Linked DNA regions of Homo sapiens: region 1 is linked to region 2. Evidence: chromatin loops called from intact Hi-C (ENCODE). Cell type or tissue: dorsolateral prefrontal cortex. All regions are shown on one strand. Each heading gives the region's core, and the rest is flanking DNA. Links, peaks and the distances in the headings are about the cores only. Region 1 has its middle 110 kb from the start of LINC02411. Region 2 has its middle 58 kb from the start of LINC02393.

The links. Peaks named below come from ENCODE experiments on the same cell type or tissue, not always from the same donor. Only the 100,000 strongest peaks of a DNase experiment are listed, where the experiment ranks them.
Region 1: it touches region 2 in a loop (4-fold over the local background); 1 of 110 quality-filtered maps calls a loop at or near these places.

The regions. Positions count from the first base shown.
Region 1 is chr12:127,749,391-127,752,310 of GRCh38, forward strand. No RefSeq gene overlaps it. Among named protein-coding and RNA genes, the nearest start is that of LINC02411, 110 kb to the left of the region's middle. In dorsolateral prefrontal cortex, for the core only: no CTCF peak of the experiment used is centred there; a DNase peak (open chromatin) is centred at 1,181; H3K27ac peaks cover 972 bases.
Region 2 is chr12:127,821,935-127,824,854 of GRCh38, forward strand. No RefSeq gene overlaps it. Among named protein-coding and RNA genes, the nearest start is that of LINC02393, 58 kb to the right of the region's middle. In dorsolateral prefrontal cortex, for the core only: no CTCF peak of the experiment used is centred there; DNase peaks (open chromatin) are centred at 931 and 1,257; H3K27ac peaks cover 2,475 bases.

The sequences.
Region 1 (2,920 bases), core at 129-2,628, 73 kb before region 2:
ATTGAGCTGGGTGGTAGCATAAAAGTTTTTGCATGTTTTTCTTGTAAATTCATAAATATAAGTTTATGTGCCTAATTCTCCCTGTCTTTCTCTCTCCTTCTTGCTCTCTAAGTCAAGCATGTGATGGTCAGGAGTTATGGAGCAGCTGGCATCTCTATCTGACCACACGCAAAGCCTCCTGGAAAACACGTGGCCATATTGGGGTTGATAATTCAGGTAGCAGAGTTGGCTTCCATGCCAGAAGTGGGAGGGACAAAGAAACCACAGACTCCCACAAAAGGAGGAGGAGCTTTCTCTGAAGTGCTACTGCCCAAGAATCAGACACCTTTTGTGGTGGCCACTGATGTTTAAAGCTGAGACATTGGCTTCTGTGCTTGCCTTTCTGGGACCACCCTCCCTTTCACAGCACATGGAGATGCTCCACGAATAATGTGGCCAAGGCCCAGCCTCCCTCCCCTCTGCAGCATCTGGAGATGCTCCATGAAGGATGTAGCTCCGGGCCTTCTGAGCCAGGCACCCTCGACTTGGCCATCTCTATAACTTTGGGAAGTAGGGTGGGCCGGAGAGACCACCGAGTCCAAAGACCAGAGCTACTCCGGAGTGCCACCTTGTAATGCACAATTATTTGTTTGTGGCAATAAAATAAGTGGGAAACATTGACATTTAGCTAGAAAATTGAGGCTCTGACCTATGCGCCATGCCTATAAACTCCAGCTACCTAAACCTAAACCTCAGTTTGTTTGTTTGTTTGTTTGTTTGTTTGTTTTGATTTGGTCTATTTCATACCTTACCACCCTGGCTGCTCAATGGAGTAACCTCAAGAGCTGAAACAAAGTGCTAATGCTCAGGACCTAACCCCAGAAATAGTGACTCAAGTTTTCTGGGATGAGACCCAGCTGTAAGTATATCTTAAAAACAAAACAAACTAACACAAACTTCTCAGATGATTCAAATGTGCAGCCGGGGATAAGCATTTCAGACTCACTTTTGGAATATTTGCAATGCAAGATTTTTAAAAATATGGATTAGCATCTATATTAGGGCAGCTTTGTACCCCAACAGGATATAAAGGACTTCTCCCACGATAAAGTGGGAGAAGGAGACAACTCTTTCTGAAGGAAGCAAACACACACACACTCACGGTGTACTGTGCAGGGGCCGTTTGTCATCGGCACCAGCCCACGTCCCATCTGTGTTATGATAAGTGGCTTTAGTTGTGCAAGTTTTCTTGCCCTTCTCAGTTGGGATCTGGGGGTTGGTGCTACTGATGATAAAGAATGGCTCTAAGACACTTATCTGGCAGAGGAATGTAAGTTATGGCTCTCGGTGAAGTATAACTACAGATGAAATAAGGCAGAAGGGATGCTGTATAGTGCAAGGTTTGTTATTTCAGACCTAAGGCAGAGCAATTGTGGCCTGTCTCAGTCTTCTGACCTTGTACAGGGGTAATGTGCAGAAGCGAAGGATAACAACGTCATGATCTTCAAGAAAAATAGTGAATCAGATTTTTCAACAATGTACAATATGGTGTTTTGATAGACATATACATAGTAAAATAATTACTATTAAGCAAATTAACTTATCTATCTCCTAATTTATTTATTTATTTTTGGTAAGAGCCCTTGAAATCTACTCTTTTTTTTTTCTTTTTTATTTTTTTGAAATGGAGTCTTGCGCTGTTGCCCATGCTAGGGTGCAGTGGCATGATCTTGGGTCACTGCAAACTCCGCCTCCCAGGCTCAAGCAATTCTCCTGCCTCAGCCTCCCGGGTTCGAGAAATTCTCCTGCCTCAGCCTTCCAAGTAGCTGGGATTACACCCGGCTAATTTTTGTATTTTTAGTAGAGATGGGATTTCACGCTGTTGGCCAGGTGGTCTTGAACTCCTGACCTCGTGATTCACCACCTTGGCCTCCCAAAGTGCTGGGATTACAGGTGTGAGCCACCATGCACGGCCTGAAATTTGCTCTTTTAACGAGTTTCCAGGATACAATACAATATTATTCACTACAGTCACCGTGCCGTACGTTAGATCTGTAGACTTACTCATCCTGCATAACTGAAATGTTGTACCCTTTGACAAATATCTTCTCATTTTGCCCTTCTCCCAGCCCCTGGTAACCACTGTTCTACTCTCAGCTTCTATGTGCTCAACATTTTAACATTCTGCATAGAAGTGAGTTGATGCAGTATCGTTCTTTCTGTATCTGGCTAATTTCACTCAGCATAATGTCCTCCAGGGTCATCAATGTTGTCACAAACGACCTTCTTATTTTAAGGCTGAATAACATTTCATTGTGTATATGTGTGTCTATATACAGTATTAGTCCAGTCTCATGCTGCTAATGAAGACATACCCGAGACTAGGTCATTTATAAAGGACAGAGGTTTAATGAACTCACAGTTCCACATGGCTGGGGAAGCCTCACAATCATGGCAGAAGGCAAATGAGGAGCAAAGGCAAGTCTTACATGGACAAGAAAGCATGTGCAGGGGAAATCCCCTTTATAAAACCATGAGTTCTCGCATGACTTACATCACCAGAACAGCGCGGGAAAGACCCGTCCCCATAATTCATTTACCTCCCACTGGGTCCCTCTCACAACACCATGAGAATTATGGGAGCTGCAGTTCAAGATGAAATTTGGGTGGTAACACAGCTGAACCATATTATATTCGTATGTGTGTGTGTGTGTATACATATATATGTGTTTGTATACATACACATCACATTTCCTTTAACTATTCATCTGCTGATGGACACTTAGATTATTTCCGTATCTTGGTTACTGTCAATAGTGCTGCGATGGACATAGGAGCGTAGATATTTCTTTGACATACCGTTTTTATATCCTTTGGATATATACCAAGAAGAGGGGTTGCTGGATTATATGGTAGTTATATTCTTAGATTTTGAGGCACC
Region 2 (2,920 bases), core at 92-2,591:
ATTTTAACTAATAGACCTTCACATATAAATTGCCATGTAACATATTATGTGTGTGTATATATATATGTATAAACACACTACACACACACACACACACACACACACATATATATATATATAATTTTATCTATTGGTCCATCTGTCCACTGACATTTAGATTGAATCTGTACCTTGGTTATTGAGAATAAAGCTGCAATGGACATGAGAGATGCTGATTTTATTTTTAGGGGGATAAGTATTCAGTAGTGGGATTGCTGAATTCTATGGTAGTTAGAGAGTAAAATGGTGGTTTCCAGGAGCAGGTGGAGAGTGAGAAATGGAAAAATATTTGTCAAAGAATACAATGTCTCAGTTCTGGACACCTAACATACAGCAAGGTGACTGTAGTTGATAATAACGTACTGTAGACTTGAAATTTGCAAGAATATATCTTAAGTCTTAGTAGCACACACACATAAAAATGGTAACTTTGCCAGGTGATGTGAATGAGCTTGATGGTGGTGATGGTTTCATGATATATCCATCTACCAAAATACGCATTGCACACCTTATATGCATACAATTTTGTCAATTATGCCTCAATAAAACTTTAAGAAACTATTAAAAATAAAGACATGATATTAAAGTCGAGGCGAGAAAGAAGAGCAGGAGTCGTGTGGGGAAGATATGGTCGTGTTCCTGGAAGGTGACTGGAGAAGAGCAAGGTGAACATTCTAGGGGAGATTTTTCCTGCTGTGAATAGAGCCATGTGCTAAAGGTGCCTTTTGATTTGTTTTTGTTTGTTTCATCCTGTTTTTAAAAAAAGATTAAATTCACATACAAATAATTTATGTCCTAGGCTCAGGAAATTAACAAGCAAAATTCTCACAGGGAAGGTTAATCCCACATTCACTCAGTGATGTGGGTGGTGGCTGAGACAGGACTTGGTGCCACGTGGGAGAGTCTCTGAAAGTCGTTAACAGACTTGGGTTCTGACTCTGTTATTTCTGGAACTCATCAAAGCACAGTAAAGCCAGAAAACTGAAGTGAAATTACCTTTTCTTTCCTCTGAAGATAATGTAATTGACATAAACCATCTGAACCCAGAAGCCAGCAAAGTGTTCTCTTTTTTAATAACTTCTCAGAAAGGCCCAGCAGCCAGGGCCTCTGCATGGCAATTATCCCAGGAACTGTGGGCTCCTGGACACGCTGTGCTCTCCTGGAGAGCATGTGGGTGTAGCCCAGGGAGGTGAGGGCAGAGTGGGCAGCCAGGAGGGGCCGCTGCCAGGCTTTTTCTGTCTTATTTCCATTTTGGTAAATGATCTCACTTTTCTTCTTGAACAACCAATCTGTAACTGGAAGATGAACACGGGGAAAAACTGCATGTAGTGGCTTTAAGCACTGTAGACTAGAAAGACTTGCAAGGCCAGAGACTCAGGCACTTGGCATGGATTTTACATCCCCTGGGGAAGTGGCCTTGCTAAGGTCTGCGAGGCTGAAGCTTGTTAAGGCTTGCGAAGGTCTGTGACCATCATTACTGCTGGTTTGATCCCTTTGGATAACTGTATCCCTTCCAAGAGTTTTTGCAGAACACTCCGTAGATAAGATACCATTTAGACTCTTCCCTGAGCTCTGGGAACACATCAGAGAATCCTATGATTAAACATATGTAACCAGGGCCATTTTAACTGAGAGAGAGAAGGAGAGAGAAAGCATACTAGAACAGGACTTTGAACCTCCATGCCCATTGGGCTGAGTTGATGTGGAGGGAGGAAAGAGATCATTCCTGCTGTCTTGGTTGGTTTGACTGCCACACCCCACATCACGGCCTGTGATTCTTGTGCATAGTTAACCAACTGCTTTATATTCAGGGGCTTCGATGTAATCCACCTGCTACTGAAACAGACCCAATAGTCCCACAGAACTGATGTTTATGGTTTCCTTTGAATAAACATAGAAGTGGACCCTCCTAGTCTTGAAAGTTGAGAAAGTTACATTTTTCCTATCTGAGTTCCTTGCTGAGGAAACCAACCATCAGGCCTCCCAGAGAGTATCAAGGAACTGAAACTCACCACGTCTCAGCATCTGCATAATGAGACACCAGAGCCCTCGCCCACCGCGACTGCCTAACCCACCACCTGCTTCCTGTGGATCAATTCCTTTTCCTTCCCCTTCCATCAGTCCTGTTTACCTGCATGTAGCTACATTTCTGCTATGTAAACCCCTAATAGGATTCAGTCAGGGAGATGGATTTCAGACTGATCTCCCATCTCCTTGGCTACAGCACCTGATTAAAGCCTTCCTCTATACTCTGGTTTCTCTTCAAATTGTATACATCTTCTGATTAAAGCCTTCTTCCTTGGCAATAACTGTCGTCTCAGTGATTGGCTTTCTGTGATGTGAGCAGCAGGACCCAGACCAAACCCCTGGTGTTTTGGTAACACTGCTTCTGCCCTGTCCCCCACTGGGTGGGGACCCCATAAAGTGTTTCATCTTTAGGAAAACAAACACAAAAACTTGACTTTTCTAGGAGTACCTGATTAGATCCAATGTTTGGCTTCTGTTCTAACTTCAGAATGCAACTCCCCTCTGGAGAGACAATTTCTGTCTCGATTCTGCCAGGCAGCTCCATGATGCCCTCAGTGATCACTACAAGTAAAGCTCGGGGTCCCCAGCACTTCTCTTCCTCCTCACCCTCCTACCTGCTTCATCCCCTGTCTCCTGTATCAGTGACCCGGGATGGATGAGGGGTGATCCACCTCAACCCCTCAGGCACCTTTAGCACGTGGCTCTATTCACGGCAGGAATAACCTCCCCTAGAATGTTCACCTTGCTCTTCTCCAATCACCTTCTAGGAAAATGACCATTTCTTCCCCACATGGCCCCTTCCCTTCTTTCTTGCCTCAACTTTAATATCTTGTCTTTATTTTTTAATAGATTT